4 separate regions of the Mus musculus genome follow, and all the other regions are linked to region 2. The links are chromatin loops, found by intact Hi-C in ENCODE. Cell type or tissue: left cerebral cortex. All regions are shown on one strand. Each heading gives the region's core, and the rest is flanking DNA. Links, peaks and the distances in the headings are about the cores only. Region 1 overlaps Krr1 (KRR1, small subunit (SSU) processome component, homolog (yeast)). Region 2 holds the start of Glipr1l3 (GLI pathogenesis-related 1 like 3). Region 3 holds the start of Phlda1 (pleckstrin homology like domain, family A, member 1). Region 4 holds the start of Glipr1l1 (GLI pathogenesis-related 1 like 1).

The links. A loop is a pair of places that touch in the nucleus more often than their neighbours do. Peaks named below come from ENCODE experiments on the same cell type or tissue, not always from the same donor. Only the 100,000 strongest peaks of a DNase experiment are listed, where the experiment ranks them.
Region 1: a loop joins it to region 2, with 5 times the contacts of the local background. A loop is called at or near these places in 9 of 42 quality-filtered maps.
Region 3: a loop joins it to region 2, with 6 times the contacts of the local background. A loop is called at or near these places in 2 of 42 quality-filtered maps.
Region 4: it touches region 2 in a loop (9-fold over the local background); 17 of 42 quality-filtered maps call a loop at or near these places.

What each region holds. Positions count from the first base shown.
Region 1 is chr10:111,978,053-111,986,183 of GRCm38, reverse strand. It overlaps Krr1 (KRR1, small subunit (SSU) processome component, homolog (yeast)), which reads right to left. Exons shown (of 10, transcript NM_178610.4): 6 at 7,037-7,093; 7 at 6,127-6,297; 8 at 3,306-3,383; 9 at 3,127-3,220; 10 at 1-1,645. The coding sequence ends at 1,503. It overlaps Glipr1 (GLI pathogenesis-related 1 (glioma)), which reads left to right. Exons shown (of 6, transcript NM_028608.3): 5 at 380-406; 6 at 502-736. The coding sequence ends at 656. Among named protein-coding and RNA genes, the nearest start is that of Krr1, 9.4 kb to the right of the region's middle. In left cerebral cortex, for the core only: no CTCF peak of the experiment used is centred there; no DNase peak of the experiment used is centred there.
Region 2 is chr10:112,155,777-112,163,907 of GRCm38, reverse strand. Glipr1l3 (GLI pathogenesis-related 1 like 3) reads left to right here and starts at 3,581. Exons shown (of 5, transcript NM_001374031.1): 1 at 3,581-3,899; 2 at 5,098-5,340. The coding sequence starts at 3,702. Caps2 (calcyphosphine 2) reads right to left here and starts at 287. Exons shown (of 18, transcript NM_001310675.1): 1 at 220-287. In left cerebral cortex, for the core only: a CTCF peak has its summit at 3,527 (motif pointing right); DNase peaks (open chromatin) are centred at 2,324 and 3,546; H3K4me3 peaks cover 394 bases.
Region 3 is chr10:111,499,816-111,507,946 of GRCm38, reverse strand. Phlda1 (pleckstrin homology like domain, family A, member 1) reads right to left here and starts at 1,661. Exons shown (of 2, transcript NM_009344.3): 1 at 299-1,661. The coding sequence starts at 1,542. The coding sequence ends at 325. It also overlaps the pseudogene Gm5176. In left cerebral cortex, for the core only: a CTCF peak has its summit at 4,660 (motif pointing left); DNase peaks (open chromatin) are centred at 2,386, 4,680 and 5,009; H3K4me3 peaks cover 189 bases; H3K27ac peaks cover 341 bases.
Region 4 is chr10:112,056,756-112,064,886 of GRCm38, reverse strand. Glipr1l1 (GLI pathogenesis-related 1 like 1) reads right to left here and starts at 4,698. Exons shown (of 5, transcript NM_027018.1): 1 at 4,380-4,698; 2 at 2,455-2,697. The coding sequence starts at 4,577. In left cerebral cortex, for the core only: a CTCF peak has its summit at 4,756 (motif pointing left); a DNase peak (open chromatin) is centred at 4,728.

The sequences.
Region 1 (8,131 bases), core at 1,595-6,594, 180 kb after region 2:
CTTTGGTGTCCTGCTGGGTTGGATGAGAAACTGCTACCTCCTTCATCATAAACAAACTACTTTAATTAAAAGAAATACTTTAATTGCATTATTTACAAATCATATTTTAATCTTTAGTTTCAACCATAGCTCAAAACCAGATTCATCTGGTAGTTGTGGCATGTTTTTTTTCAATCATCCTGGTAATATGTCTTTTGTACAAAAATTTACATATCAAGTTCATATAAAAAGACTGAAAAATATCTTATTGATACTGCAGCCAAAACTGGACTGATCTTTGAAAATCATTGTACTTAAAGCCAAATCAAGGTCACGGTTGTAAAGAATTAGAAACACAGCTTCCCCTACACCTAACTTTTTCTTAATTCTGGTTTTACAGTTAACCCACGACGAGACCAGGTCTCACGTATGTATGCAAACCTTAAGCTGTTTTCCCGGGGCACTATGCAGGCTGGGTTAGCACAGCATGGGAAACTGAGTCCACTCTTCTTCGTTTCACAGGTTACTACTCTGTCGATTATCCAGACTGGCCTATATACCTGCGTAACAGATACACATCTCTCTTTCTCATTGCTAAGTCGGTTCTCCTATTACTGTCTGTTATAATTACCATCTGGGTAAAGCACAAATATCCTAACTTGGTTCTTTTGGACTAAAGCTGTGGTTGGGGGACAACTGAATCACATGCGGCTATTTAAAAACTTTTCAATAAAATCTCAGTCAAAAGAATTTCTTCTAAGTCTACAGAGTTAACTTGTCTTTCGGCATTACGAATACAGACTGACCAGGTTGCCATAGCAAGGACTGCAGCGAGTAACGCACGCCCAGGAAATCTCAGATTTCCAGATCTGTAATACTCATGTTGATAATTCTAAATCCAATTGCCCTCAAGAATTCTTGCTGCTCTTGCAAAGCCCAGTGTCTGATATCCAGTCCCCACACTGTCTCACTACCACCTACACCTCTAGTTCCAGTGGAGTCTATGCCCTCCTCTGGCCTCAGTGGGAGAAGGGACCCACATGCTTACTGCAGGGTAAGATACCCATATACATTTTCCTGGTACCATTTCCTCACTCAGAACAGTGACAGATTTGATTTAGAGGCCTTGGATTTTCTGTTGTTGTTTTTTAAATCCTGGAGTAAAATAATAAAAGAAATTAAGTGGAAATTTTGCACGTATTTTCCTCAAAACCAAATGTTCTGAGTATTATGAAGACCAACCAATGGCAACAAACATTGGATTTGATGACTCATTCCAAAAATCTATATAATTTAAAATAACAGATATTCCTAAAACAGCTAGGCAAAACTTGCCTGGAACCAGTTGGGCACAATGTACACGTAGGCATCTACCTCCTACGTATTTATATTTACAGAGCATACGGCCACAAACAGAAGGAAACTGGTCATGATTTCCTGAGTCTGACTCAGCTAAAACCTTCGCATCTCAAAATCCTTTACAAAAGGAAACACCTTAGAAAGTTCGGGATTTTTTCCCAATGCTACTTTTTTCTCTTCTGCTTCTTTTCGTCAGCCTCCATCTTGAGCTTAACTTCCTCCGCTGTAAGAGCGCCCAGTTTCTTCGTCTTTGCTTTCTTAACCTTTTCCTTGATAGCAGCCACATCAATCTTAGTTTCGGTAGAAGCTGCAGAAGTTTAAAACAGACACAAATGTCATATTATATTTTTAAAGGTCATCTATGAAACAGAGACATCTAAAAACAGTTGGTCCCTCCAGTTGAGCACAACCATACAGATGAAACCCCATGTTGGTCCCTCCAGTTGAGTACAACCATGCAGATGAAACCCCATGGCTGACAGCATACTTAATTCAGTCACAGTCAAACTCATTCTTTACACGTCACGTGATTTGTACACATTACAAACAATTTTGTACTTTGGAACTTTATTCATTAGGAAGCCAATTTTCCATACTCCACACAAAGCATTTTAAAATTATATTTCATGAAAAATAAATATAGAGAGATCCCTTCAGTAACTCTAACAAGGCTTATCAAATTAAGCTAGAAGTATTTTAACATGATTTTGTTAGTAAAAACTGTAATAAACTGTGACAGCATTTAGTGGTCTTTTTTTTTTTGGTTTTTCGAGACAGGGTTTCTCTGTGTAGTCCTAGCTGGCCTCGAACTCATTTTGCAGACCAGGCTGGCCTCGAACTCAGAAATCCACCTACCTCTAGCTCCCAAGTGCTGGGATTAAAGGCGTGCGCCACCATGCCTGGTTGCATCTAGTGGTCTTAACAGGCCAAACTATTTTAAGGCTGAACTAAATACAAAAAACAATTTTAAAAGGATGCAACTTTTTTCTTAGCATGAAAGAATTAAAACTTAGAATGTACCATCCAAACAGCCTAGACACTGGAGGTACAGATATTTTAAACCTCCACTCTATAGGGCAACTACATCTTTAATCATTGATGGTTACACAGCTACCAAAGTACTTAAAAGTGGGTTTCCCACCTCCTTGTGCTGAGGTTGGCTTTGCAGTTCCTCTGACAAGTGCTACAGAGTCAAGAAAATGGAGGACAGAGCAGAATGAGGCCAGGTGTGGTTAAGCGATGACCTGAGGTTTTTCCTCCTGACAGCTTTTCATCTTTTTTTTTTTAAGATTTATTTTACTTATATGAGTACACTATAGCTGTCTTCACACACACCAGAAATCGGCATCAGATCCCATTACAGATGGTTGTGAGCCACAATGTGGTTGCTGGGAATTGAACTCAGGACCTCTGGAAGAGCAGTCAGTGCTCTTAACCACTGGGCCATCTATCCAGCCCTCCTCTTGACAGCTGATTATTAAGACCTTACGCTGATGAGAAGTATGTGTTAACACAGAAAGGAGCTTTTAAGCCACAGCTGGGAAAGGCCTCTCCAGTGTGGCAACAATGTTTGCATGTCTTCACAGAGATGACATGTGGCTCTGGGGTTACATCTTTCCCAATAAGGAATCTAACCCCAGCCCAGGACAGCCACGCCTAGATTATAAAAACCTTGAGGGTCACTTTTGCCTAGGCTCGTGAGTAATTAACCCAGCCGAGGAAGCCCGTTGTTTCTTAGAGGCTGACATGCACTCTGGGGTTGTTTGTCATAGACCACGGACTTCTTACCTTCCTTTGGCTTCACAGCTGGCTTTTCCTTAGGTGGAATAAACGCTTTGTTTCGTTCTTCCTGCCTCTTTGTAAGAGCTTCTGCTTGCTTAGCCTACATCGGTGAGAAACGCCTTAGTGAAACACAACTGATAACAAACTGTGCTGTTGATGCTGCGTGGAATCTGAAAAATCCTTACCTTTATTGCTTCCATTTTCTGCCGCTTCTTCTGACTCGCCTTCAAAAAGTATTCACCACTGGCCAATTCTTTATCAATCTATTAGAAACAGTATTTACAGTTAGACCAGAAATAATGTAGACAAGGGAATTCCCTAAGAAGTCACAGAGTCCTTGGGGTTAGGAAGAGTGTGGCATCAATTAGTGACTGGTCACATAAGAGGTAAATACAAACTGAGGTTAATGCAAATGTGGAGCTAGGATAGAAGGCGTGTTTGTGACCCACACAGCTGACTAATTCAGGTAGGATCAAATGTCAGAGTGTCAGCAAGGTGTGAAAAGCAATCAGATGAGTCTGGGGGAACCTGAGACTCCAAGAAGGCAGAACGATCTTAGAAAGGATAGAAGCTATGGCACAAAAGAACAGTGAAAGGCTCTAGGCCAGGTGTGGCTGTGCAGGCCAGGTGTGGCTGTGCATGCTTTTGGTCCACCCCCCGGGGAGGGTAAAGCAGGAGGACAGAGCTCAAGGCCAGCCAGGGCTACAGGACTACACCCTGTCACAGAGGAGAGGGGAGAAGCTAAGAGGAAGAGGGGACCCAAACAAAGCCACTGTCTTAATTCTTGTACTTTCTCACTTCAAAGTCCCTTGAGGTCAATGTCATCACCTCACTTAGGCATGAGGACACGGACCCACAGTCAGGTCATATAAAATATCTTACTCACAAAGAGGTGTGAGCACAAGTCAAGGCACTGCTGTTTCAAGAAACTTACGGGGCCTCTCCCTTCACAAAGAAGAGACAAAGTAATGGGTGTTCAACCTTGTTTTGGGCACATGGGGTATCAACAAGAGAGACTGAAGCACTATAATATTAGAAAGCCCAGAACAGTGGGTGTCACAAAGGGGGTGCTAAGGTTCCTACCAACTTTCCTGTGGAGCTGCTGGGCCAACATCCCTGACTAGTCAGATATAAAACAAAAAACCCACAGGGCAACGACCAATACTCACCAAGAAAAGAGGTAAGACCCAAATAAAACTATTAGGAAAAGGGGGAATATTAAAACCCACATTAACTAAATACAAAAGTTCGCTAGCAGTTATTACACAACTACATGTCAATTATAAGACTTGAAGGGAAACATGCTCTAGGCGTTTATAAATCTGTCAGTGACAAAGAGACTAAATGAGTATGTCTCCTAATAAAAGGGAAAAAGCCCAGGACCACCGAATGGCTTCAGTGCTGAACTTTTAAACTTTCAAGAACTGACTGTTTTCAGTCAGCACGGCACCAGAGGCCGGTAAGTAGGCAGTCCATCGGTTTATGGATTCAGTTACATAGAAAATGCTAAGGCTGCCATGGAAACATTGAAAACTGATGAGTGAACCCAGGAGAAGATACAGAATCAGCAGTCAAAGCCCTTAGCTTTTCTATCCCCAGTAACAAATTTACTAAAGTCAAGGGCATCCAATCTTTTGATATATGACACCATACACCCATCTACAAAGGTAGTGGCTGCACTCATGGTTATCCAGGGAGACGTGAGCAGAAGGCTGGGAATGCTGGGAAGCTACCTTACTCACTAGAACCAGCTTCAACACACACGTGCGTGCACACCAGCAAACTTAGTAAGAAAGCACAAGACCTCTACAATGAACACTATAGACCACCAATGAAATGGCTGAAGATAGAGATGGAAAGATCTTCCCTGTCAATGGATTCAAGGAATTAATAGTGATGAATGTCCACGTCACCGACAGCAAACTATAGTCAATGCAATTACTGTTCTTCACAGATGGGAAGAGACAATCCTAAGTTCATATGGAAGGACAGATCTTTAGTCACAATCCCTGACTTAGCAAGGAGCTGTAGATGTATAAAGAGCAGGGTACAACCCTGATATGTAATGGTGCTCCTTTGGCTCCCACTCTCCTTCCTTCCCAGAACAGATGATGCCACTGCTGGGCATGTCCACTGCTACGAACACCATTCTCACTAACACCCCTGCCCCAGCCACTGGCCTTAAGGGTTTCCCTGAAACCCCAAGCACAGGTCAATGAGGAAGGGAAGACGGTGGGCAGAAAACGGTTTATGTTTAAATGAGAAACAACATAGTAAAGACTGAGTACTGTGAGATACAGGCAAAGAAGGGAAGAGTCAAACCAGATCCCAGAGAAGTGGAACTCCAACTCAAGCACAAAAAGAGACTTTACATGGGTCAGGAAATGCGAGACAAGGAGAAGTCTAAGGAACTCTTTTCTGATGACCTCAAATATTCCAGAGCTGTACAATGCTGGGATCTGCCGGGTGTGGGACGGAACAGAAAGGGGACACAAAGGACTGCAACGTAGTTAAGGCCTAGCAGAAGTTGGAGACACAAACTTTTAGTGAATTTAATCCAATTTCTCCACTTTAATTTTTTTGCCTAACTCTAATTTGAGTTTTCCTGGGAGGGTGTGGCTAAAGAATGTTCATATGAGAAAGAGAGGCGGAGAGGAGAGGGGCTCCTGGCTGTGTGTGTGAAGGAGAGGACCAGAAGACAGCTGACAAACAAGGAAGGAACCTGCAGCTCACAGCTACGGCAACAAATGCATGTGGAGGTAAGACTTTACAGTACGTGGTCAAAATGTGAAACCCCTAGGCAGCTTTTAGCTTCATGGTCCTGGCTGCCTGACACCCCCTCCCCCAACACAGTTTACTCACAACGGGATGCCCACTCCCCGACCCTTGCTATCAAGTTCTCACGTCCTAACACATGCACACCCACAGCCAACCCAAACTCTAGTGTTTCCAAACCCAGGATACTGCAGTTTCACCCGCACCCAGCATTCGCCGCTGGCCACTGACCTGACTCTCTGGCTGTGGGGGCGGGAAGGGCGTGTACTCCTTCTTGACACTCTTCTTCTTCGGTTCCTTGCGTTTATTCACATTTTTGTGCTTGAACTGTGGCAAAAATCTTTCCCAACTTTGTGATCGTAACTCGGAATCTTTTGCCAACTCCCGTTTAATCATCAAGGTCTTTAGGCACATACATATAAATAAAACTATGTATTTTAAAATTCATACATTATCATCATCATCATCACATTGCTTCTAAAAGTAAGGACAAGCTTCTCGTGTTCAGAATGAAACCAACTGCAACGAAACTAAGCCTGCACAACCAGCCAAATACCAGAAACTCTAAGTCTAGATCAAACGAAGACATCATATGAAAGCGAAGCCCAGCTTCCCTGCCATCGTCCACTAAATAACAGGGGGAGTTGGTGCTTAGTTAGCTGTTGCTTCCAGTGAGTGGGAAGCCTTCAGTAGCAACTGAGGTATCCTAAGTCCCAGGAATTTAAAATCACTTTTACCCGCAGCTTCCTGAAATGTCAGCGCATCCCCCACAAGCACCCATCAACACTATGGCTGCATCAGTGTCTCCCCACACACGGTGCAAGCATTAACTCCCAAAGGAAGCTTTCATGCAACCTGAGAGTCCAGACTTTGACACAGGCAGAAAATCTACTGATGCCGCCTATCCTCAGTCCTGAGCGGCCTCTCTTCACTGCACTGGAATGCTACAATGAAGGACAGGGTCTCTTTCCATAGATTTTACGAGGGAGATACAATCTCCAAAGAGGGCCAGGGTAGAGAGTGGTGGGACAAATTTTATCCCCAATTCTCTACATATTACATTTTCATACAATATTTAATTTTCAGTTTGTGAAGTAGAACTCTGACAATCACTAATTAATAATGTATAAACAAGACTCACTTTAATGTTATAAATTGGATGGATATTCTTCATGGTATCAAGGACTACTTTTCGAACCTGCAATTTACAAAGAAAAATGAAGCGGTCACAAAGATTTCAACAGACTGGACAGAAGAGGGGTAAGCTCCTGTAAACTCTCCTGTGAATCAGTGTCTATGGCCACACCGGATCCCATGAATCAGAGTCTATGGCCACACCGGATCCCATGAATCAGTGTCTATGGCCACACCGGATCCCATGAATCAGAGTCTATGGCCACACCGGATCCCATGAATCAGAGTCTATGGCCACACCGGATCCCATGAATCAGTGTCTATGGCCACACCGGATCCCATGAATCAGAGTCTATGGCCACACTGGATCCCATGAATCAGAGCCTATGGCCACACCGGATCCCGTGAATCAGTGTCTATGGCCACACCGGATCCCATGAATCAGTGTCTATGGCCACACCAGATCCCATGAATCAGAGTCTATGGCCACACTGGATCCCATGAATCAGAGTCTATGGCCACACCAGATCCCATGAATCAGAGTCTATGGCCACACCAGATCCCATGAATCAGTGTCTATGGCCACACTGGATCCCATGAATCAGAGTCTATGGCCACGCTGGATCCCATGAATCAGAGTCTATGGCCACACCAGATCCCATGAATCAGTGTCTATGGCCACACCAGATACACTTTAACTGTTCTCAGTGGTTTCTCCATCTTCTGTGACAGCAGTCAACTGTTTCAAACAAAGCATGTCTCATGACTATGACCATACAGTAAATAACTAACAAAGTACCCAAGGCCCTACAGGTACTACTGATTAGGGCAAGACAGCTGGATTTAGAGTCAAAAGACGAGGGTTCAAATCCTGGCATAGGGGCTACAGCTCAGCAGGAGAGAGCTTGCCTATTGTGCACAAGGCTTTGGGTTTGATTTCCAGCACTGCAAAAATAGTAATTGTTATTATAATAATAAATAATAACCCTGGGACTACCACATCACGTAAGAGTCGATTAATATTCCTATTTCAGCTTTATATCTGTAAAATGGAGATAAAACCATATCTCAGATCTACTGTAAGAATTAAGTACCATATTTC
Region 2 (8,131 bases), core at 1,009-6,008:
TCCTAATTCAATTTAAAGCTTACTTTACAGTACCTGGAGTGCTCCCAAAGGAATCTACTAGCTCCTTTTTCCAGGACTCAGGGCCACACTAGGGAGCAAGGCAAGCTGACTTGACCTAATAGTGTTAGCTCCTTACACCCCAAATCGAAAATAGAAGGACTGGAAGCTGTATAAACCATGGTGATTCCTTCCACCAAGAACTTCCTTCTGAAAGCTTACCCTTGGCAAACTCAGGAGCAGGTCCCAGAAAACACAACAGTCTAGACCAGAGTCTCTGGTTGCTAGGCAACTGGAGTTGGTTCCCTAGGCCTCCTGGCCCTCTCCAACTTCCCCAGTAATAAAAGGGACTTTGACTCCACCTCTGGGCCCGAATCTGTACTCTAATCCTTCCACTCCTCTGGCTGCCTCTACAGTCTGGACAAACACCCCTACACTAGCAGACAAACCCACCTGGAGTCCAAAGGCTTTCTTTCTTTTCTTTCTTTCTTTCTTTTTTTTTTTTTTAAAGTGTAGCCTCCCAGACCAAGAGCTCAAATCTGAGGTGTGATAAACCCTGGCCTGGACTACAGTAGGGGACTCATGCACAGCAGGCTTCTCCTGCACCAGGAGACCAGCAAAACCCGGCAAGGATCACAGTGGATCATTCATTTAGTGGAATTCCTTTGAACATTATTTCACAGAGCAACTACCATTATGTCCAGAGTCCAATTTGATATTCGAGGAGAAAACAACCATAAAAATATCCTGTATCCCAGACTATCACCAATTTTCCCACCAAAATCTTACCTATGTTTGCAACATCTTTGGGTCTCAACTACCTGTCCATAAAGGGACAATGTTAGCTTGAGTAGTTGTACAACTCTACGCCAATAACAATAAGTGGTATCTTTCAATGCAATCTCAGATCTGCAAATATTTTGAGGCTTAAGATTCTAAAATTTTAATATCTTTTGAAAAATCAACTTTCTCCAAAACAGGCACATTTTAAACAGTTTCACATTCAAATTTCAAATATATTTTGTGGGTTTTAAAACTGTAAACTCTTTGCAACCCCATAGGAAGAACTACAATATCAACCAACCAGACACCCCCAAAGCTCCCAAGGACTAAACTACCAACCAAGGAGTACACATGGAGGGGTCCATGGCTCCAGTTGCATATGTAGCAGAGGATGGCCTTGTAAGGCATCAGTGAGAGTGGAGGCCCTTGGTCCAGTGGAGGCTTGATGATTCAATGTAGGGGAAAGCTAGGGCCCTGAGGCGAGAGAGGGTAGGTGGGTCAGTGCAGGAGCACCCTCATAGAGGCAGGAGGAGAGGGTAAGGGATAGGAGGTTTGTGGAGGGGAAATTAAGAAGGGGGGTAACATTTGTAATGTAAATAAATAAAATAACCAAATTTTTTAAAAAAAGGAACTCTGGGGTGGGGACACAGCTCAGGTGCCTGGCATGGTTAAGGAAGATGATTTGACCCCTGACAACTTCAAAAAGTTAATATGATGATCAATCCCAGCACTCAGGAGGTTGAGGCAGGAGGCTGCGAAGTCTAAGATGATTCGCAGCTATGTAATAAGTTGAAGGGCAACAGGCTGAGCTACATGAGACCTTGTCACAAAAGAAAGAAAGAAAAAAAAACATAAAACTTATTAGGACCTGCCTGCTTGCTCCTCTCCCGCAATGCTGGGGTTAGAGGTGAGCATATGTATTATACATGGAGTTGATGGGGGTGCTGGGGATTCAAACTCAGGCTGTAGACTCTCACCCCCTGAGCTGCCTGCATCCACTACATTTTCCTTTGAAGTTTATGTTTTACTTTCAACATTTATTTGCATAGTGTTCCCTGCATTCAGAATATGCTGAGCCCATGGAATCTGCTAATACACCAAAGATTAGAAGTAAGGCACAGAAGCCTGTCTATCGCTGCCTCTTATGTCACAGACAGAATCCAAAATGTTTATTAGGCCTTGCAAATAAGAAACAGTTTCCACGGTGGGTGGGTGGGTGAAGAACGTTAAAACACACGCAGTGTAATAATAGCATGCGTGTTTCTTTATTTAGTAAACAAACTTTGACTGGAGGCTTAAAGTGCCTGTTTTAGATTTAGAGAAAAATCTGTAAATAAGGGAGAGTCACCTTTGATGTGAAGGGCACAGCCTGGTGGGCAGGTCCTAGGGAAAAGGACATCAATTTAATTAGCAATCAAGCCAATGAGAAAAATGGGGCCTTCAGGTAGGAAGTGCAGGAAGATGAGGAAAGGTTTAAGGACCCGGGTGTCAGTCATGGTCGGATTACATAATGAAGAGGCGCTATATACACAGGAATGGGCGTGGTCCTATCTGTCTGGCTGGATGTGTAAGAATGCACATAGCTATATTTATATTGGAGTACGGACTATAAGAAACTCAGTTTGCCTATGCATGCGACACCACAGCAGTATACATAGCAAGCCCCCGCCAGCTGATAATAGACCACCAACATGTCCTTTCTAACTCTGTAACGATTCTGTTAGGATGCTTGGATTTGTTCTTATTGGTTGTGTTCCTGTGTTTCCTCGTTCGTTTTTGTTTCATAACTTAATTTGGTAACTAGTTTCATCAAAATAAGTTTTTGATTGCTTTGTTTGTGTGGTAAATTGTCTAGGGAAGAACACAGGGTAAGTATTAATGTGTTGCCTGAATTAAATGGCACTGTAATAACCTAAACATTAAATTAAACAACCTGAGTATGAAACATATTCATCTATAAATATTGAAAATATCACTAGACGTTACAGGTAACTTGGGGTTTACTAGAGAATAACTGACAGATTTAAAGCATTAAACCAAACGAAGTTGACTTACACTTCATTTTCAATAGGGTGAGCAAGCAACATACTCAGTGCATAGTCCTAGTCCTTACAATAAAAATGATCTGGAATCTGCTAGGGCATCGCACAGGGCACAGATTCTAAATTATCCCAAAAAAGGATTTTGACTAGAAGAAAACTACTTGGCTCTAATTTTCCACATGCCTATAACATTTTTACTTTTCTAGGTAGTTACTGAGAAGGGAATTTCTGTATGTTTGACGAGGGAGTAATTGAAAAACCACAGGATGCCCCAGAGTTCACCAATTGCCTCTTCTATGTTCCCATTATCTGGAGGAAGAGACAAAAGAAGATGCAGTTTATTTTAGATAAATTATTAAAAGCGAGGCATGGAAAATAGAGTCTAAGAAACTCATAAGTTATTTGCATTTCTCTGCCTGCCTGACAGGGTCTCAACTCTTGCCTAGCCTGGAATCTGCTATAGAGATCAGGCTGGCCTCAAACTCACACTTAAAGAGAGCCACCCGATCTTGCTTCTGTCCACTGAGTGCAGCGACTAAAACGTCTGCGACAATACATACAACAAACTCTTTTGTTAGCACAAGCCAGCCCCATTGTCAGAGCCCTGTAGTGTTTTCACAATCAGTCCAAGCACTCTCCACAGTGAGTCTGGGTTGGCTCTTCAGAAAGCTAGTTGGATGCTTCGAACCATGCACCAGAGGGCGCCACAGGCTTTCCTGACAATTTAAGGCTTAGAAGCTCAGAACGTGCTATGCTTCAGTCTCCATGGCAACACTGACTGCCTTGAACACTTTCGCCAGTCTAAGGGGAAGACAGAGCCAGTTTAGATTGTAATCTCTGTTCTTGCACATTCACTAGGGGTATCCACGACATCCTTCCATGGCCCTGAAGAAGAAACTTAATTTTTTATGGACATTAGCTCTGTATTTGATAGCCACTAGACTGCCCAAGGCATTCGGCAATGATCTGCCTAGGGTGCCAAGTATCTTGGATCCGAAATTTATAGATGCATTCCTCAACATCCACAATGAACTGCGACGCAAGGTCCAGCCCCCGGCAGCTGATATGAATCAAGTGGTGAGAAAGAAAAGGAATTCTGTTCAGAACAATGAGTCTATGCAGGGGAGGGAGATGAAACATGGTTTACCAAGACAAGAATTCGTTTTAACGTGTTAGTAGATGCATTTTCCCCCTCAGAAGAAAAGAAAGAATCACCCTTGACTCCTTTTATGACAATGGAATTTTGAAAGTTAATTGCTTTAACCTCACGGGTCATTGTGCATGACATATGATAGTCATGGTCTATCTGGATAGGTAAGATGCAGAGATTTCCCTGATTTGGAAAATGGTACATTGCAGCTCCATCTGTCGTTCTCGAGAAAGGCCAGTTAGGGTAAGACATCGTTAGGCTTATTTACAAATCATGCTCTAAATGTTTGTACAAAGCATCACATATTATTGGTGGGGCCTGAAACACTCATGGCCTGAGTGCTAGAGAGCAGAAGCGTTGTTTTAATTTTTAACAATCATGCTTGTACATCTCATATCACCGAGAAGCAATGCAAGTCTGTTATATTCCTGGAATTCGCTCCTGTGCTCTAAAGGGGTGTCCTTCTCATAGGTGTTAATGATCTGTCGAAATCTTTACTACTTAAGGCATAAAAGGCTTGGGAGACACTTTAGAGAACGCGTCTCACAAGTTGCAGGCTTGACTGTGACATTACTTTGAGGTGGGAGGCAGCTGCCAAGGTTGAGGACATTGGGCTGGCATCCCTGAGACAAAAGGATTGCAAGAAGAATTTGAGTTGAGGCCTTTGTTGTTGCAGTGATACATACAACTGTCCTATTTTCTTACATTTCTGGGGGTACATTGTTAGTCTTTAGGGAGGCAGGGTTGATGAGGTGGGTGGCGTTGGTGAGGTGGGGACTGGGGAGGCAGGGTTAAGGAGGCAGGTTTGGAGGGGCAGACTTGGGCAGGGCCTGGGCTTTGCCCTGGTCACTTTCTGTTCCAGTTTCTTGTTGCTTCTTGTTCACTCTGAAGAAGCTCCTGATGTTTGCCTCATGATAGGGCAGGAATATGGTGCCAAGTAACCATGCCTGATCCCTCTGAAATGGTGTTTCAAATAACTTCTTCTTCTGTTTCTTTCAGGTATTTGCTTGTAATAAGAAAGCAGCTAAGACAACAAATAACAAAAAATTGCTTTTACTAAAGGGCTAAAATTAACTAAAATTTGTAACCAGATATGTACTATTCAATTGAATTTTTTTTTTTCAGATTTGGGACCAGAAGCTGGCAAAACTAGCGAAAGCATGGACTAGAGAGTGCAAACTTGGCCATAATCCCTGTACTTCAAAACAATATGGATGTCTTCTGGACTATGACTTTATTGGAGAAAATATATATTTGGGTGAAATAGAAACCCAACCAGAAGATGTTGTTAATAATTGGTATAATGAAAATACAGATTATAATTTTGTTGATAATACCTGTTCTAAAATATGTCGCAATTATACACAGGTATGTACTTGGCAAGTTATTAATTAGTTCTCTTGTTCACTTTAGTTACAAGACAATCTTTTTATAATTTGTTTTAAATCCATTAAAAAAAAACCTCCTCTTATTGGGGATTCCATGTACTGAGTATAGTTTTTCTGATCTTTAACAATGTGACTCTACTGACATTTTTTTTACATTACTTTCAAGAAATCTGCTGTGATCTCGTTTTCCCCACCTGCTGTTGCTTTTACGTCTTGATCGACTTTACACAAAGTATGTCAGGTGCCTTGGTCTTCACACATTCCTTGTGTTATCGAATCTTGAGCTTTCCCCACACTAAATCTATAGATTAAAATACATTTGGAAAACATGGGTGGCTGTTTCTCACAATAGTTCTCTCTTCCTAGTTGCCTGCTACCAGTACTGGTAGTATGTTCAGATCATGCCAGTTTGATGTCTCTATTATGTTTATGGTATTTTTCTCTCTGCAATCAATTTGATAACTTTATTACTGTGTCTTTAACCCATGATAGTTTCTTCTACATGCTAATGCCCCACTAATTTGGTAGTTTCCTTTTTTTTCTTTTTGAAATTAAAATATGATGACATCATATTTCTCCATCCCTCTTCCTTCCAGTCCTTCTACACCCCATTGCTTGCTGGCTCAAAACTCATGACCTCCATTTCTTTCATTGTTGTAACATATGTGTAGACACTCACCAAAGGTAAAATCTTCCAAGATAAACTCTCAATTCTGAATATCTATGCTCCAAATGCAAGGGCAGTCACATTCATTAAAGATACTTTAGTAAAGCTCAAAGCACACATTGCACCTCACACAATAATAGTTGGAGACTTCAACACCCCACTCTCATCAATGGACAGATCCTGGAAACAGAAACAAAACAGATACACAGTGAAACTAACAGAAGTTATGAAACAAATGGATTTAACAGATATCTACAGAACATTTTATCCTAAAACAAAAGGATATACCTTCTTCTCAGCATCTCATGGTACCTTCTTCAAAACTGACCATATAATTGGTCACAAAACAGGCCTCAACAGATACAAAAATATTGAAATTGTCACATGCATCCTATCAGATCACCACAGACTAAGACTGATGTTCAATAACAACATAAACAATACAAAGCCAACATTCATGTGTTAGCTGAACAATACTCTCCTCAATGGTACCTTGGTCAAGGAAGAATTAAAGACTTTTTAGAGTTTAATGAGAATGAAGCCACAACATACACAAACTTATGGGACACAATGAAAGCAGTCCTAAGAGAAAAACTCATAGCTCTGAGTGCCTCCAAAATGAAACTAGATAGAGCATACACTAGCAGCTTGACAGTACACCTAAAAGCTCTAGAACAAAAGGAAGCAAATTCATCCAAGAAGAGTACAAAGCAGGAAATAATCAAAATCAGGGCTGAAATCAACCAAGTGGAAACAAAAAGAACTATTCAAAGAATCAACCAAACCAGGAGCTGATTGTTTGAGAAAATCAACAAGATAGATAAACCCTTAGCCAGACTCACTAGAGGGCAGAGTGTCTATATGCTAATTAACTAAATCAGAAATGAAAAGGGAGACATAATAGCAGATCCTAAGGAAATCTGAAAAATCTTCAGATCCTACTACAAAAGCCTATACTCAACAAAACTGGAAAACCTAGATGAAATGTACAATTTTCTAGACAGATAAAAGGTACCAAAGTTAAATCAGGATCAGATTAATGACCTAAATAATCCCATATCCCCTAAAGAAATAGAAATAGTCATTAATAGTCTCCCAACCAAAAAAAAAAAAAAAATCCCAGGACCAGATGGGTTTAGTGCAGAGCTCTATCAAATCTCCAAAGAAGACCTAATTCTAATTCTTGTCAAACTACTCCACAAAAAGTTGGTTCTATGAAGCCACAATTACACTGGTATCTAAACCACACAAAGACCCAACAAAGAAAGAGAACTTCAGACCAAATTCCCTTATGAGGATCGATGCAAAAATACTCAGTATATCTCACAAACTGAATCCAAAAACACATCAAAATGACTATCCAGCATTATCAAGTAGGCTTCATTCCAGGGATGCAGGGATGGTTCATTATACAAAACTCCGTCAAAGTAATCCACTATATAAAAAAAGACAAAAGGAACAGTTTTGTACTCAACAAAACTGGAAAAACTTTAGATTGTCTCATTAGATGATAAGAAAGCATGAGACAAAATCCAACACCCATTCATGATAAAAGTATTGGAAAGATCAGGAATTCAAGGCCCATACCTAAACATAATAAAAGCAATATACAGCAAACCAATAACCAACATCAAACTAATTGGAGAGAAACTTGAAGCAATCCCACTAAAATCAGGGACTAGTCGATGCTGCCCATGTTCTCCCTAACTATTCAATATAGCACTTAAAGTCCTAGCCAGAACAATTAGACAACAAAAGGAGATCAAAAGGATACAAATTGGAAAGGAAGAAGTCAACATATCACTATTTGCAGATGATATGATAGTATATATAAATGACCTCAAAAATTCCAACAGAGAACTCCTTGAGCTTTGTGCAAGGTGACAAATATGGGTCTATTTTCATTTTTCTACATACAGACAGTTAGACCAGCACCATTCATTGAAGATGCTTTCTTTTTTCCATTGTATATTTTTGGCATCTTTGTAAAAGATCAAGTGTCTGTAAGTGTGTGGTTTTATTTCGGGGTCTTTGATTATTTTCCATTGATCAATGTGTCTGTCTCTGTACCAATACCATGCAATTGTTATCACTATGGCTCTGT
Region 3 (8,131 bases), core at 1,836-6,835, 660 kb after region 2:
TGCGGAGGCACACAATAAAGCAGCCCAAAGGAGGATGGCACTGAACAAGAGTGATCACCACGGTGGTGGGTAGGTGGTCCCCGTGCCCTGCTCCCTGGCGGAATTCCTCCGGCTCTTCTCTCCCCGCCCTGCCTCTACAAGCTCCGGCTTGCCCATCTTCTTTCCACCTCTCCAGAAACTTGAAACGATTTTTTTTTTTAAACTTTGCTTCGGGAGCGAAATCGGTCAACAAGCTTCCTACTCTTCCCAACAGCCATGCTGGCACGTTTCTAGGTGTCCCAGGTTGCCAGGACCTTACCTTGAGTGGCCCGGGTGCCGCCCTCTTCAGGCAGAGTTGGAGGTGCTGCGGAGAAGCCGGTGACCCTGCGGCTGCGAGTGAAGAGGCTGGTGCGCGTGCTGGAGTTGGTACGGGTGAGGGTGAGGGTGAGGGTGCGGGTGCGGGTGCGGGTGTGGGTGCTGGTGCGGGTGAGAGTAAGGATGAGGATGCGGATGCGGGTAGGAGTGGAGCTGTTGGGGTTGGGGTTGGGGCTGAGGTTGGGGCTGAGGTTGGGGCTGGGGTTGGGGTTGAGGCTGGATCTGCGGCTGGGGCTGGGGTTGGATCTGCGGCTGGGGCTGGGGTTGGATCTGCTGCGTCTGCGGAGGCTGCTGCTGGACCAGGTGCTGCTGCTTCTGCCTGGTAGACTTGACCGCCAGTATGGCCTGGCGATTTTTGTACTGCACCATCTGCAACGTGATCTCGGCGTTCCAGCCCTGGTCCTGGGGGCACCGAAAGTCGATCTCTTTGCCCTCCGTCATCACCACAGTGAAGTACATGTACTTGCCCTTGCGCTCCACGCAGTCTACAGTCTTCATATTGGAAAAGTGCAATTCCTTCAGCTTGACTGGTGGCTCAAGGCTGGCGACGGTGGGGCCACTAGGTTGGGACGGTTCGGCCGTCCCCTGCCCGGGCTGTTGCTGCTGCTGCTGCTGTTGTAGCTGCTTGGGCGGTATGAGCAGTAGCCCTTCCTCGGTGAGGATGCAGCACTTTTTCTTCCAGAGCTGCAGCAGCCCGTCGCTTCGCTTTTCCAGCACTCCTTCCTTCAGCGCCTTGCAGCCGCTGTTCTCCAGCATCCTTCCGGCATAAGGGGTGCTGCTGCTCCGCTCGGCCTTCAGGCTTCCAGACGCTCCGGCTGGGGGTAGCAGTAGCAGCCCTGCGCCGTCCTCGCCCCAGCGGCTTCCGCGGCCGCCCGCCCGGAGCGCGCAGAGAAGGCTGACTCGCAGGAGACAGAGCGGTGGCGGCGGCGGCGGTGGCTCGGGGTCCCGGCAGAGGGACAGGCGCGTCCTGACTCGCCACAAGATCCCGGAGCCGTGAGCGGGCTGCTCTCTGCCGTCCTCCGGCGAGCGCTCACTGAAGGGCACTGGCCGGGGCCCCTCGCGGCGCTTTTCAATGGGCCACCCTCCCCACCCCCGAGTGACACCCAGCGGAAAAGGCGGCTCCTGGCGCCCGCGCCGCGGGGGAAAACCCAGCTCCGAGAGGCGCTCGGCAGCCGGCGTACGCCTCATTAACTTGGGGCCTTCCCAGAGCCCGCCGCGGACACGCCCCCCGCCGCCGGCTCCGCCCCAGCCCCGCCGCCGGCTCCGCCCCCGCCCCGCCCCACCGCCCACGGCCGCCCGCGCCGCCTGGAAGCAGGTTCTGGAAACTCCTGGAGGCTCCACGCGGTCGCTGAGGTCGCCGCGGCTGCCGGGCGGCGACTGCCGACGCCCAGAGGGCGCCGAAAAACCATCCCCCCACGGACCGGCCCTTCCTTAGCAGGTGGGCTCTCCGCTGCGGGGGTGGGTAGCAGATCCAGGCAGGCCTGGGGAGCCACCCCTGGGGTCAACGCGGAGCCGACTCCAGACAAGGGCATAAAACTTAGGGGACGAAGTTCCATAGCGGGCATTACCCCCCCCCCCCCCATAGCTATGTAAACATCTCAGGGAACAAAACCCAAGAGTGCTTCGAGCTTTTTTGTTGTTGGTGTTGTTCAGCCATTAAATAAATAGTTGTTCCTGGGGGCAATTAGCTAAGGCAAAACAATAAAGCTACCAGTTTGTAGTGACAGGGAAATAAGGGTGGACTCACTCCAGGTATACATTCTTGACTTCCTTTCCTGCCACAGAACACAGGCAAAATAGCCAGACTCACCAAGCGGTTTTTGTTTTTGTGAGTGTATGTTTTGCTTGTGTGTGTGTAGTACGTATTGTATGAGAACGCAGGTCAGAAATCAGCAGATCCCTAGAACAGGTTCTGGGAATTGAACCTCTGCGAGGAGTGCCATCTCTCTAGGCCCTCGGGTTTCCTTCTAGATCAGACCTTGCAGTCCACAGCAGTAGCAGGGTAGGCAGATGTCCAGCATTGGGAGGTCATACACACAAGCCTTGGCGAATGTCCTACAAACACCTGTGGGAATCTGACTCTGGAAAGTCCTAGTCTCCGTCTTGCCTTTAAACCTTTCCTGATAAGGTAGACTATAAAGCACAGATCTAGTCTCCAGTTTGGGAAAATAACCTCTAAGCCTCCTCTCACCATAAGGAGATAGGACAAAACAGGCTGTTGGTCAGACAAGGGCTGCTGCCACACCGCCAGGAAGAATCAGGAATCCAATCGAAGAGAATGTCGAGGATGAACTATTCAAAGTCTTTCGTGTGTCGTGCTATGAAACTCGAACTTAATCTGAGAGCTAACAGAAATGTCTTCTCGAAAACAGAGTTCTTGGACCTTCACCCAAGGTTCTGATCAAATGGACCAGTTCAAAAAAAACAATTCTGAGTCTTACATTTGGACTCATTTTACAGCCTTTCGTTTTTGTTCCCCATTCCCCCCCCCCCCCAAAAAAACAAATGTAAAGATTTCTAATGTGATCATGCATAAGCATTATCTTTGTGTATACCAAGAATAGACTTGTAATTCTGATTACTAACCACCTTAATTTCTTTCCCCCACCTCTGTAGAACAGGTCAGCACTCCAGAGTTCCTATACTACCAGCTGTCTTTTTTCAGCAGAACAGCATTCTCTTGTTATCTGGAAAGTGCATTTATAGTATCCAGAGTCCCTAAAGCCAGGTAGAGGTTTGTAGCCAACACAGAGAGGCATAGTTGAGAAAGGTATCCCATTTGGAAAAGCACTGAACTGTGAACTGTAGCCCAGTTTACCAGGCACTATTTTTCCTAAAACAGTTGCAAATGCCCAGTCATCATAGATTTCCAACGTGTTCACTTCATTCTGACTAAAGACTTTAAAATTCCCTGATTCCCTCTGGCTGTTTCACAATTAGTATTTCTGTGGTAAGCTATGTGTACATTGACCACAATAAGTTCCATTATTGGAAATTTAAGTTTCAGAATTTTGTAGCCTGAAACTCTGCTCTGTTTATTTCAACTGCCACCTCACTTAACTGGCTAGAGAGACTTTTTCCTAAAGAAAACAAACAAACAAACAAAATCCTCAAAAGATAAATCGTCAGAAAATGCAGGAAACATTAAAAATGTTTTCCTTTACATAATTAATGGTTCATTCAACTTGTTTTTAAGGTGTTCTGTTTTCCACCTTCCTGGCATAGCCAAGTACTTATTGCCAAAGAGTGAAGCAGATTCCCCAAGCTAGATACTCAGTAGCTCTTATAAACGCCTGATACTCAGTAGCTCTTATAAACGCGCCTTTGACTTTAAGAACTGATCACGGAAAATGGGATATTTTACTTAAAAGGACCCTGAAAAGAAAACTCTAGTTACCATGTAACTAGGAATCAGTAAACATACAAAAGGTCTTCTGGGATGAACTGGTTTAGACACTAGAGCTCCAAGCCTTAGGACCCAATTTCATGAAAATGTCTACTCAGGACACACCCACTGAGGACTCTAAATACACCACCTACATGGCAAGCAGAGAACGAATGCATTCATCACCAGCACCCTGCACTCTGATGGACAAGGGGCCTAGACAGCTCAGAGGGCGGGAGGGAGGGAAGCAAGGTCGGGTGTGGGCAACAGACCAGCTCCGTGCACAAGCTGTGTTCTGCCGTAATCCCAGACCTCGCTTCCCAGTTTCCTGTGTCATCAAGGTTTTTTTTTTTTTTTAACTACTTCAACACATGGGTCATAAAGATTGCAAATGCGTTGAGAACACGTGCCTTTCACCATTCTTTCCTCTCAGTACCTAGCCAGCAAACCCTATCTGCACTTGGTGTATCTTTAAAACGTACTACAGCACGCACTAAACTTGACTCATATTATTCCCTAATTACCATATACATTGAATCCCATGGGGCTTGGAGTTTTTTAGCAATAGTGTTAGGTATTCCTATACCAGCATCCCAATGCCTGCAAGAGTAACAAGAGTGGACAAAATGGCTCAGATGTTACAGTTGCTGGTCTTAAAGGCTATGGCATACTTGCCACCCCACTATATGCACAAAAAAAGTTAAAAAGCTACTATACAATGAAATTATCAGGTATTTTATCAGTGTTTAAAACACAAATAGTCCCACCCACATTGATAAAACCCAAGATTTCCCAACTATTTCCTAGTTTTCTTGGGGGGAACCCTCAAAAATTAATTTCTAACTTCTAAAGTCTATTAATTTTTAATAGACTTCTCAGGGCTATAGCTTTTTGCAGTACAGGCTGATGAGCTGATGCCCCCTAGTGACCAGTTTATGTAGTGCACCTGAACGCCTCAAGAGGCGTTCAAAGGAGGTAAATCTTAAATCACCTAACAGCACCTACAGTGACTGAGGTTTGCTCTCTGGCAACACCCACCCTGCCAGCGTTCTGTTTCATGGAACAAACAGTGCCCATAGCACCTTTTCTTTCCCTTTTCTTATGCTGGCCATGGGACCTAGGGCCTTGTAAATACTCATCTCTAGCCCACCTGCCCAGCTCCAAGTACTAGAGAAGATTTTTAATTACCTTCTACCCGGACCCCCATGAGACTCTCAGCCCCTGCAAACTAGCCTTTAGTTTTCACTCCTTGCAGGCAACCCTTCAGAAGGGGTAGGCAGGTGAAAGTCGAAGTGCATCTGCACACGGCACAGAACACATCAGCATCTGGCATCTTCAAACTGGAGCTCTAGGCGGCTGCCTTGAATACTGGGCAGCACAGCATTCAACGGCCTCCAAGCAATGCTAACGCCACTGCCTTTCCCAAACCCTGCAACCTTTTGTCACCCAAAGCTTTAAAACTTCACCTTAGGCTGCAGCTAATCCCTTCCTAATTTTATTTCCTATCAAAGTTTGACCAGCACCAGGCATGCCTCGGTGTGCAGCTCCTGGGGGCAGGGAGACCTGGGAGTTTCCAACCTGCTCTACACAGTGAGGCCCAGGCCAGTCAGACCTACACAATGGGAATTTTCAAAAAAAAGTTAACAAACTGCACTTCACTAAACACCCAAGTAACTGCTTAAGCTTTCTTCAATCTAAATGGCAGCAATTATTACTGTCATTATAAATTCTTTCCCAATTCATACCAGATTCTACTCTGTGTTTTTTTATCCATTTGAACAACCAACCTCCGCATGATACTGAAAACATCAAGTACTAAGTCCAAAATCACACAGGACTGATACACACAGAATAGGCATCTCAGAAGATAGTGTCACAGGCCAGGAGACTATCGGTGTCAGGCTGACGATAGGACAGTGGAACTGACTTTATTTTCCTTCTGTCTTCTCAGGATACTACCAAAGAAATTACACAGAAACAGGCTAAGCTAAACTCACCTTAAAACTGAAAGTAGCAAACATGGAAAGCTTTCAATAGGGCCATGGCTTTTGTGCCATTACCCAGTCTAATAGTATTTATGTGTACTTATGCCCCCGTTACCTAGCAAGACTCTGGCCTTTGAAACCACGAAGTAAAAAATTTAGAACCACCTAAGATCTTCCAAAGTATGCTCACAAAGTAAACCAACCAAATTTAAATATACTTGTTTGATACCAACAAACAAACAAACAAACAAATCCAGTTACATCAGGTTCTAGATATATTAATGTCAGGTATTAAGTATTGACTATTGCTCACAAATGGGAGGTGGGCTCCAAAGCCCAAGTTTAATCATGTTACCCACTTATGATGTATCTTTTTTTAATAAAAAAGTTGTATTTACTTAGCAGTCAACATGTCAACAAAACAGCTGCTTTTTTTGCAATCAGAGTGGTATTCCGTTAACAGAATAATTATCTTCATATAAGCTGCATCAGAGACAACTGAAGACAAAACAAACAAAAAAAGATAAAACCAAAAAAAAAAGAAAAAAGAAAAAGAAAAAAAACTGTCCCCATACATAATTTGTGCCGTGCTTTAAATTTCCATACCAATTTACAACCCCTAGACCGTACCAGGCAAGGTTAGTGGCTATTGAAAATACCACACCAAGACAGGGCTATCTAAAGACACATTCAGTAGTGTGTTAACTACAAAAATAAAAGACACTGTACAGTTTAAAAACAAATCTTACACAGACTTACAGTTTTTTTTTTTTTCTTTAAAAGGAGTGAGTTGTGTACAGGGGATTAAATGCTTTATAGACAGGGGGGAAAAAAACTGTCCTAAAACCAACTTATTCATCCCATCATCTTTGTCTTGCTCATCCTTTTCACCTTCCTTTTTTCTTGCTCTTTTCAGCCTTGACCACCCCCTTTTTCGCTGCATCAGGTTTTCCTTTAGCTCTGTAGGCAGCAATATCCTTCTCGTACTTCTCCTTCTGCTTGGCAGCTTTCTTCTTATGGGGCTGCTTGTTATCCACTGCAGTGTTGTTCCACATCTCTCCTAGTGTCTTTGCAACATCACCAATGGATAACCCAGGATGCTGGCCTTTGATTTTGGGGCGGTACTCAGAACAGAACAAGGCGAAGGCCTCTTGGAAGCACTGGGTCCTTGAACTTCTTTTTTGGTTACCCCTTTGGGGGATGGAAGTGAAATGTAATTTTTCATTTCTCTTTCATAACGAGCCTTGTCAGCCTTTGCCATATCTTCAAATTTCCCCTTTTCTTTAGCAAACATGGTCTTCCACCTCTCTGAGCACTTCTTGGAGGACTCTGAGTTGACAGAAGCATCCGGGTGCTTCTTGTGCTCCTCCTGGCAGGTTTGCATAAAGAACACACATGAGGACATTTTGCCTTTTGGCTTCTTAGGATCTACTTTTTTCTTCCACAAGCGCTGTCTCTATGGAGCTCAATGTACTGCAATCTTGTGTGTTTATACCTGGCCATTAAAAGCATTATGGTACAGATTATTCGAGTTTGCATAAATTTTTATTATTCTAACAGAGGAACTTCCTAGATGTCAACAAATACCATTTAGAGGGTAGGGGACAATCCAGAAGTCTGTATTTGTAATGTACTATCCGACACCTTAAAACCTCCCAAGAAAAAGCTTACCTAGCACAAAGGCTGCTTTTTTTGTTTTGTTTTGTTTTAAAGACTATGCTTTAACGACTGTATGCTTGAGGGGTATCTGCCATCTCCCTTGGACAGGAGTTATGCAAAGACCCTGTGTAGGTGCTGGAAAAGGATCAGGTCCTCTGCAAGAGCAGCAAACACTTTTTACTGAGCCATCCCTCCAGGCCCACCCAGGCTACATTTCTAAATAGCATTCACTCCCCACTTCAAGAAAAGAAGTTTCTCAACGATAGTCAGCCAGCACTTTTAAGAAATGAGAACTATAATGAGCCTGAAAAACTTGAAGCCTCCTTAATGTAGTCTACTATATACAAAGCCAAAAGCACTGCCCATCAAGCCTGTGATCATGTGTTTAAAAAAAATAAGTTGAAATTTAATATTTTTAAACATATGAAGTGCAGCACAAACTGGATCACCACCTCACATCCTTGCGCACTGAGGCTGTCCTGAGCCGTCACACGCAGGCTCGCTCTCCTAGGACCTCCCCTTGGGAACACTGGTTTGGTTCCTTTAGCCAAATGCCAGATTCCCGACTTATCCCTACCCCAAGTTTTTATCGAGGCAGAAATTATTCTACCAAACCACAGAATAAATGTTGGGCTTGTCACTTGCATTTTTGATCACTGTTCCCAATTCCTTTTAAGTTAAAAATGTAGTTTCAACATACTACCTTTAAACAACTTGAGCTTTATATGGATTTTAAAGTAAAGTCAAT
Region 4 (8,131 bases), core at 1,954-6,953, 100 kb after region 2:
GCTATGATTTTAAGTGCTATATTGAATAGGTAGGAAGAATGTGGGCAGCCTTGTCTAGTCCCTGATTTTAGTTGGATTGCTTCACTTTTCTCTTCAATTTGTTTAATGTTGGCTACTGGTTTGCTGTATATTGCTTTTATTATGTTTAGGTATGGGCTTTGAGTTCCTGATCTTTCCAATACTTTTATCATGAAGGGGTGTTGGATTTTGTCAAATGCTTTCTCAGCATCTAATGAGACAATCATGTGGTTTTTGTCTTTGAGTTTGTTTATATAGTGGATTACATTGATGGATTTCTATATAATGCATACCTGGAATGAAGGCTACTTGATCAGGACGGATGAGCATTTTAATGTGTTCTTGGATTCAGTTTGTGAGACTTTCATTAAGTATTTTTGCATCGATCTTCATAAGGGAAATTGATCTGAAGTTCTCTTTCTTTGTTGGGTCTTTGTGTGGTTTAAATATCAGAGTAATTATAGCTTCATAGAACCTATTGGATAGAGTATCTTCTGTTTCTATTTTATGGAATAGTTTGAGGAGAATTGGAATTAGGTCTTCTTTAGAGATTTGATAGATCTCTGCACTAAACCCATCTGGTCCTGGGATTTTTTTTTTTTTATGGTTGGGAGACTATTAATGACTGTTTCTATTTCTTTAAGGGGATATGGGAGTGTTTAGATTGTTAATCTGATCCTGGTTTAACTTTGGTACCTTGGATCTGTCTAGAAAATTGTGCATTTCATCCAGGTTTTCCAGTTTTCTTGAGTACAGGCTTTTGTAGTAGGATCTGATGAATTTTTTTGGATTTCTTGTTGTTGTTGTTGTTGTTGTTATGTCTCCCTTTTCATTTCTGACTTTGTTAATTAGGATACTACTGTCCCTGTGCCCTCTAGTGAATCTGGCTAAGGATTTATCTATCTTCTTGATTTTCTCAAAGAACCAGCTCCTGGTTTGGTTGATTCTTTGAATAGTTCATTTTCTTTCCACTATGTGGATTTCAGCCCTGACTTTGATTATTTCCTGCTGTCTACTCCTCTTGGGTGAATTGCTTCCTTTTGTTCTAGAGCTTTTAGGTGTCCTGTCAAGCTGCTAGTGTATGCTCTCTCTAGTTTCTTTTTGGAAGCACTCAGAGGTATGAGTTTTCCTCTTAGGAATGCTTTCATTGTGTCCCATAAGTTGAGTATGTTGTGGCTTCATTTTCATTAAACTCTAAAAAGTCTGTAATTTCTTTCTTTATTTCTTCCTTGACCAAGGTATCAATGAGGAGAGTGTTGTTCAGCTTCCACGTGAATGTTGGCTTTGTATTATTTATGTTGTTATTGAAGATCAGCCTTAGTCCATAGTGATCTGATAGGATGCATGGGACAATTTCAATATTTTTGTATCTGTTGAGGCCTGTTTTGTGACCAATTGTATGGTCAATTTAGAAGAAGGTACCATAAGGTGCTGAGAAGAAGGTATATCCTTTTGTTTTAGGGTAAAATGTTCCGTAAATATCTATTAAATCCATTTGTTTCATAAATTCTGTTAGTTTCACTGTGTTTCTGTTTAGTTTCTGATTCCAGGATCTGTCCATTGATGATAGTGGGGTGTTGAAGTCTCTCACTATTATTGTGTGAGGTGCAATGTGTGCTTTTAGCTTTACTAAAGTTGCTTTAATGAATGTGGCTGGCCTTGCATTTGGAGCATAGATATTCAGAATTGAGAGTTCCTCTTGGAACATTTTACCTTTGGTGAGTGTCTATACATATGTTACAACAATGAAAGAAATGGAGGTCATGAGTTTGAAGCCAGAAAGCAGGGGGGTATAGAAGGACTGGAGGGAAGAAATGGTTGGAGAAATATGATGTCATCATATTTTAATTTCAAAAAGAAAAAAGGGAATCTAAACCAAATTAGTGGGGTGTTAGCATGTAGAAGAAACTATAATGGGTTAAAGACACAGTAGTAAAGTTATCAAATTGATTGGGGAGAGAAAAATACCATAAACATAATAGAGACATCAAACTGGCATGATTTGAACATACTTCCAGTATGTTCTAGCATACTGTACTAGCAGGCAACTAGGAAGAGAAAACTATTGTGAGAAACAGCCACCCATGTTTTCCAAATGTATTTTAATCTATAGATTTAGTGTGGGGAAAGCTCAAGATTCAAAAGCACAAGGAATGTGTGAAGACCAAGGCACCTGACATACTTTGTGTAAAGTCGATCAAGACGTAAAAGCAACAGCAGGTGGGGAAAACGAGATCACAGCAGATTTCTTGAAAGTAATGTAAAAAAAAAATGTCAGTAGAGTCACATTGTCAAAGATTGGAAAAACTATACTCAGTACATGGAATCCCCATTAAGAGGAGGGTTTTTTTTTTTTATGGATTTAAAACAAATTACAAGATTGGCTTATAACTAAAGTGAACAAGAGAACTAATTAATAACTTGCCAAGTACATACCTGTGTATAATGGCCACACATTTCAGAACAGGTATTAAAATCAAAATTAAAATATTTACTTTCATTATACCAATTAATAACAACATCTTCTGGTTGGGTTTCAATTCTACCCAAATAAATATTTTCTCCAATAAAGTCATAGTCCTCAAGACATTCGTATCGTTGTTTGATACAGGGATTATGGGCAAGTTTGCACTCTCTAGTCCATGCTTTCGCTAGTTTTGCCAGCTGCTGGTCCCAAAACTGAAAAAAAATTTTAAAAAATATTCAATTGAATAGTACATATTTGGTTACAAATTTTAGTTAACTTTAGCCCTTTAGTAAAAGCAATTTTTTGTTGTTATTTGTTGTCTTAGCTGCTTTCTTATTACAAGCAAACACCTGAAAGAAACAGAAGAAGAAGTTACCTTGAAACACCATTTCAGAGGGGACAGGCATGGTTACTTGGCACCATGTTCCTGCCCTATCATGAGGCAAACATCAGGAGCTTCTTCAGAGTGAACAAGAAGCAACAAGAAACTGGAACAGAAAGTGACCAGGGCAAAGCCCAGGGGCCCTGCCCAAGTCTGCCCCTCCAAACCTGCCTCCTTAACCCTGCCTCCCCAGTCCCCACCTCACCAACGCCACCCACCTCATCAACCCTACCTCCCTAAAGACTAACAATGTACCCTCAGAAATGTAAGAAAATAGGACAGTTGTATGTATCACTGCAACAACAAAGGCCTCAACTCAAATTCTTCTTGCAATCCTTTTGTCTCAGGGATGCCAGCCCAATGTCCTCAACCTTGGCAGCTGCCTCCCACCTCAAAGTAATGTCACAGTCAAGCCTGCAACTTGTGAGACGCGTTCTCTAAAGTGTCTCCCAAGCCTTTTATGCCTTAAGTAGTAAAGATTTCGACAGATCATTAACACCTATGAGAAGGACACCCCTTTAGAGCACAGGAGCGAATTCCAGGAATATAACAGACTTGCATTGCTTCTCGGTGATATGAGATGTAGGATCCACCCCATAATCAGCATCCAAACGCTGACACCATTGCATACACTAGCAAGATTTTATCGAAAGGACCCAGAGGTAGCTGTCTCTTGTGAGACTATGCCGGGGCCTAGCAAACACAGAAGTGGATGCTCACAGTCAGCTAATGGATGGATCACAGGGCTCCCAATGGAGGAGCTAGAGAAAGTACCCAAGGAGCTAAAGGGATCTGCAACCCTATAGGTGGATCAACATTATGAACTAACCAGTACCCCGGAGCTCTTGACTCTAGCTGCATATGTATCAAAAGATGGCCTAGTCGGCCATCACTGGAAAGAGAGGCCCATTGGACACACAAACTTTATATGCCCCAGAACAGGGGAACGCCAGGGCCAAAAAGGGGGGGTGGGCGGGTAGGGGAGTGGGGGTGGGTGGGTGGGTATGGGGGACTTTTGGTATAGCATTGGAAATGTAAATGAGCTAAATACCTAATAAAAAATGGAAAGAAAAAAATTAAAACAACGCTTCTGCTCTCTAGCAGTCAGGCCAGGAGTGCTTCAGGCCCCACCAATAATCTGTGATGCTTTGTACAAACATTTTGAACATGATTTGTAAATAAGCCACAATGTCTTACCCTAACTGGCCTTTCTCGAGAACGACAGATGGAGCTGCAATGCCATTTTCCAAATCAGGGAAATCTCTGCATCTTACCTATCCAGATAGACCATGACTATCATATGTCATGCACAATGACCCGTGAGGTTAAAGCAATTAACTTTCAAAATTCCATTGTCATAAAAGGAGTCAAGGGTGATTCTTTCTTTTCTTCTGAGGGGGAAAAATGCATCTACTAACACGTTAAAACGAATTCTTGTCTTGGTAAACCATGTTTCATCTCCCTCCCCTGCATAAACTCATTGTTCTGAACATAATTCCTTTTCTTTCTCACCAGTTGATTCATATCAGCTGCCGGGGGCTGGACCTTGCGTCGCAGTTCATTGTGGATGTTGAGGAATGCATCTATAAATTTCGGATCCGTGATAGTTGGCACCCTAGGAAGATCTTTGCCGAATGCCTTGGGCAGTCTGCTGGCTATCAAATACAGAACTAATGTCCATAAAAAATTAAGTTTCTTCTTCAGGGCCATGGAAGGATGTCGTGGATACCCCTAGTGAATGTGCAAGAACAGAGATTACACTTTAAACTGGCTCTGTCTTCCCATTAGCCTGGGGAATGTGTTCAAGGCAGCCAGTGTTGCCATGGAGACTGAAGCATGGCACGTTCTGAGCAGCTAAGCCTTAAATTCTGAGGAAAGCCTGAGGCGCCCTCTGGTGCATGGTTCGAAGTACCCAACTAGCTTTCTGAAGAGCCAACCCAGACTCACTGTGGAGAGTGCTTGGACTGGGAAAAGACTGATTGTGAAAACACTACAGGGTTCTGACAATGGGGCTGGCCTGTGCTAACAGAAGAGTTTGTTGTATGTATTGTCGCAGACGATTTAGTCGCTGCGCTCAGTGAACAGAGGCAGGAGCAATAGGCTCTCTGTAAGTGTGAGTTTGAGGCCAGCCTGATCTTCATAGCAGATTCCAGGCTAGGCAAGAGTTGAGACCCTGTCAGGCTACAGGGAGAGAAATGCAAATAACTTATGAGTTTCTTAGACTCTGTTTTCCATGTCTAGCTTTTAAAAATTTATTTAAAATAAACTGCATCTTATTTTGTCTCTTCCTCCAGATAATGGGAACATGGAAGAGGCAATTGGCGAACTCTGGGGCATCCTGTGGTTTTTCAATTACTCCCTTGTCAAACATCCAGGAATTCCCTTCTCAGTGACTACCTAGGAAAGTAAAAATGCTATAGGCATGTGGAAAATTAGAGCCAAGTAGTTTTCTTCTAGTCAAAATCTTTCTTTGGGATAATTTAGAATCTGTGCCCTGTGCGATGACTAGCAGATTCCAGATCATTTTTATTGTAAGGACTAGGACTATGCACTGAGTATGTTGCTTGCTCACCCTATTGAAAATGAAGTGTAAGTCAACTTCATTTGGTTTAATGCTTTAAATCTGTCAGTTATTCTCTAGTAAACCCCACGTTACCTCTAACGTCTAGTGATATTTTCAGTATTTATAGATGAATATATTTCATACTCAGGTTGTTTAATTTAATGTTTAGGTTATTACAGTGCCATTTAATTCAGGCTAACACATTAAGACCTACCCTGTGTTCTTCCCTAGACAATTTACCACACAAACAAAGCAATCAAAAACTTATTTTGATGAAACTAGTTACCAAATTAAGATATTAAGTAAAAATGAACGAGGAAACACATGAACACAACCAACAAGAACAAATCCAAGTATCCTAACAGAATCGCTACAGAGATAGAAAGGACATGTTGGTGGTCTATTATCAGCTGATGGGGGCTTGCTACGTGTACTGCTGTGGTGTCGCACGCATAGGCAAACTGAGTTTCTTATACTCCATACTCCAATATAAATATAGATATGCACATTCTTACATATCCAGCCAGACATATAGGACCATACCCATTCCTGTGTATATATCTCCACGCCTCATCATTATGTAATCTGACCATAGCTGACACCCAGGTCACATTTGGGTATCCTTTCTTCATTCAGAGGTATCTACCAGGTTGACAAGGGTGCTCCCCAGAGGCATCTATCAGGGTGACTCCTTGCTTAGTCTCTTGTGCTCCTTGCTACCTTCACAGAATGTGCTTTTAAATCTTTCGTCATGTTCCTGCAGTTCCTACCTGAAGGCCCCGTTTTTCTCATTGGCTCAATTGCTAATTAAATTGATGTCCTTTTCCCTAGGACCTGCCCCCCAGGCTGTGCCCTTCACATCAAAGGTGACTCTCCCTTCTTTACTGATTTTTCTCTAAATCTAAAACAGGCACTTTAAGCCTCCAGTCAAAGTTTGTTAACTAAATAAAGAAACACGCATGCTATTATTACACTACGTGTGTTTTAACGTTCTTCACCGTGGAAACTGTTTCTTATTTGCAAGGCCTAATAAACACTTTGGATTCTGTCTGTGATGTTGTTATTAGACGCGTTCTCACGACCGGCCAGGAAGAACACCACAGACCAGAATCTTCTGCGGCAAAGCTTTATTTCTTACATCTTTAGGAGCAAGAGTGTAAGAAGCAAGAGAGCAAGAAGCAAGAGAGAGCAAGAAGCAAGAGAGAGCAAGAAGCAAGAGAGAGAGAAAACGAAACCCCGTCCCTCTTAAGGAGCATTCTCCTTCGCCTCGGACGTGTCACTCCCTGATTGGCTGCAGCCCATCGGCCGAGTTGACGTCACGGGGAAGGCAGAGCACAAGTAGTCATAAGATACCCTTGGCACATGCGCAGATTATTTGTTTACCACTTAGAACACAGGATGTCAGCGCCATCTTGTAACGGCGAATGTGGGGGCGGCTCCCAACATCTCCCCCTTTTTCTTTTAATAAGAGCAAATAGGCCACCCATATTAATGAGAGTGGAGATAGAGGTCAAATCCCCAGTGTGTAGGTAAAGGAGCCATGTACAGGATTAGCTCTTAGGCTTACAGGCTTTTACCCAGAGCAACCCTGACCTGCTCCCGTGTCGTTTTGCCTGGGGGAAGGGAACTAGGACACTGAACCTTCATGAAAGATGACATGTCTCCCTAGAATAGGCTCATATATGCCGCAGAGCCTTTCCATTGCAGTGCTTAGCCTTGCAACTCTCTCGGGCTGCTGAAGCACACTCACTCTATCCCGTGCAATGAGTCTAGCCTCATGGGATATAAGAGCTGAGTGGCCAGCGACCTATTGCCTAAGCATAGATATCCATATATCAGGGGGAGCTCCATGTTCTAGTCCTGCAAGCGCCTGGGCAATAACCACCTTGTCTCTCCTAGTTTGGGCCTTAAGCTTACAGACCAATCAAAGAAGCAACACTAATCCACAGCAAAGTGTATCTCCAAATAATATTAATCCCACCCATTTTTTAAAGAAAGAAAATGCTGAGGAGATCCAATTGGGTAATCCTTTGGTCAGGGACAGGTCCAAGCGCGTGGAGTTGACCTGAAGTCTCAATTCCCGAAGGATCTGTTCAAATTCAGCCATCCAATTCTGTAACATATACTGAAAAAGACTTTTTGACAAATTAGCTGTCCTAGTAAATTTAACATACTGAATGGAAATAACACACAATCCCGGAAACTTTTGTTCACATCCCTGCTGAGTTATTTGTCATAATACATCTAGTTGTATCTGGACAAGATCTATGAGTTGATTAACCAGCATGAGACCTCCCTGTATCTTGACATTAGCTGAGGCCTGTTCATCTATGACTGTAGTCACTGAGGCTGACAAAGTGTTAATGGTGTCAGTTGTCTGGACCTGTCCAGACAGAGCCAAGGCTGTCTGAATTAAGGCTAAACCCAGTTCCCAGTTAGTGGTAAAAAAGCAGGAGAATACTTGAGCATTATACATCACCGTCATTGGGAGTGGAAATGTCGACATTATCCCCCAACGCTGCTCTCTCTTTATTATTGACGCCCTGGACATCACCAAGACGAGGGACATTAGTATTCCCTTGGTCAGTCTGGATTTTTCGGGTGAGTCTTTCTGGTACCCAAAATGGGTTGTCTTCATCCTGTGGGAAAACACAGATAGCTCCCCTGGATCTTATCAAAATAGGATCCGGGCCATACCATT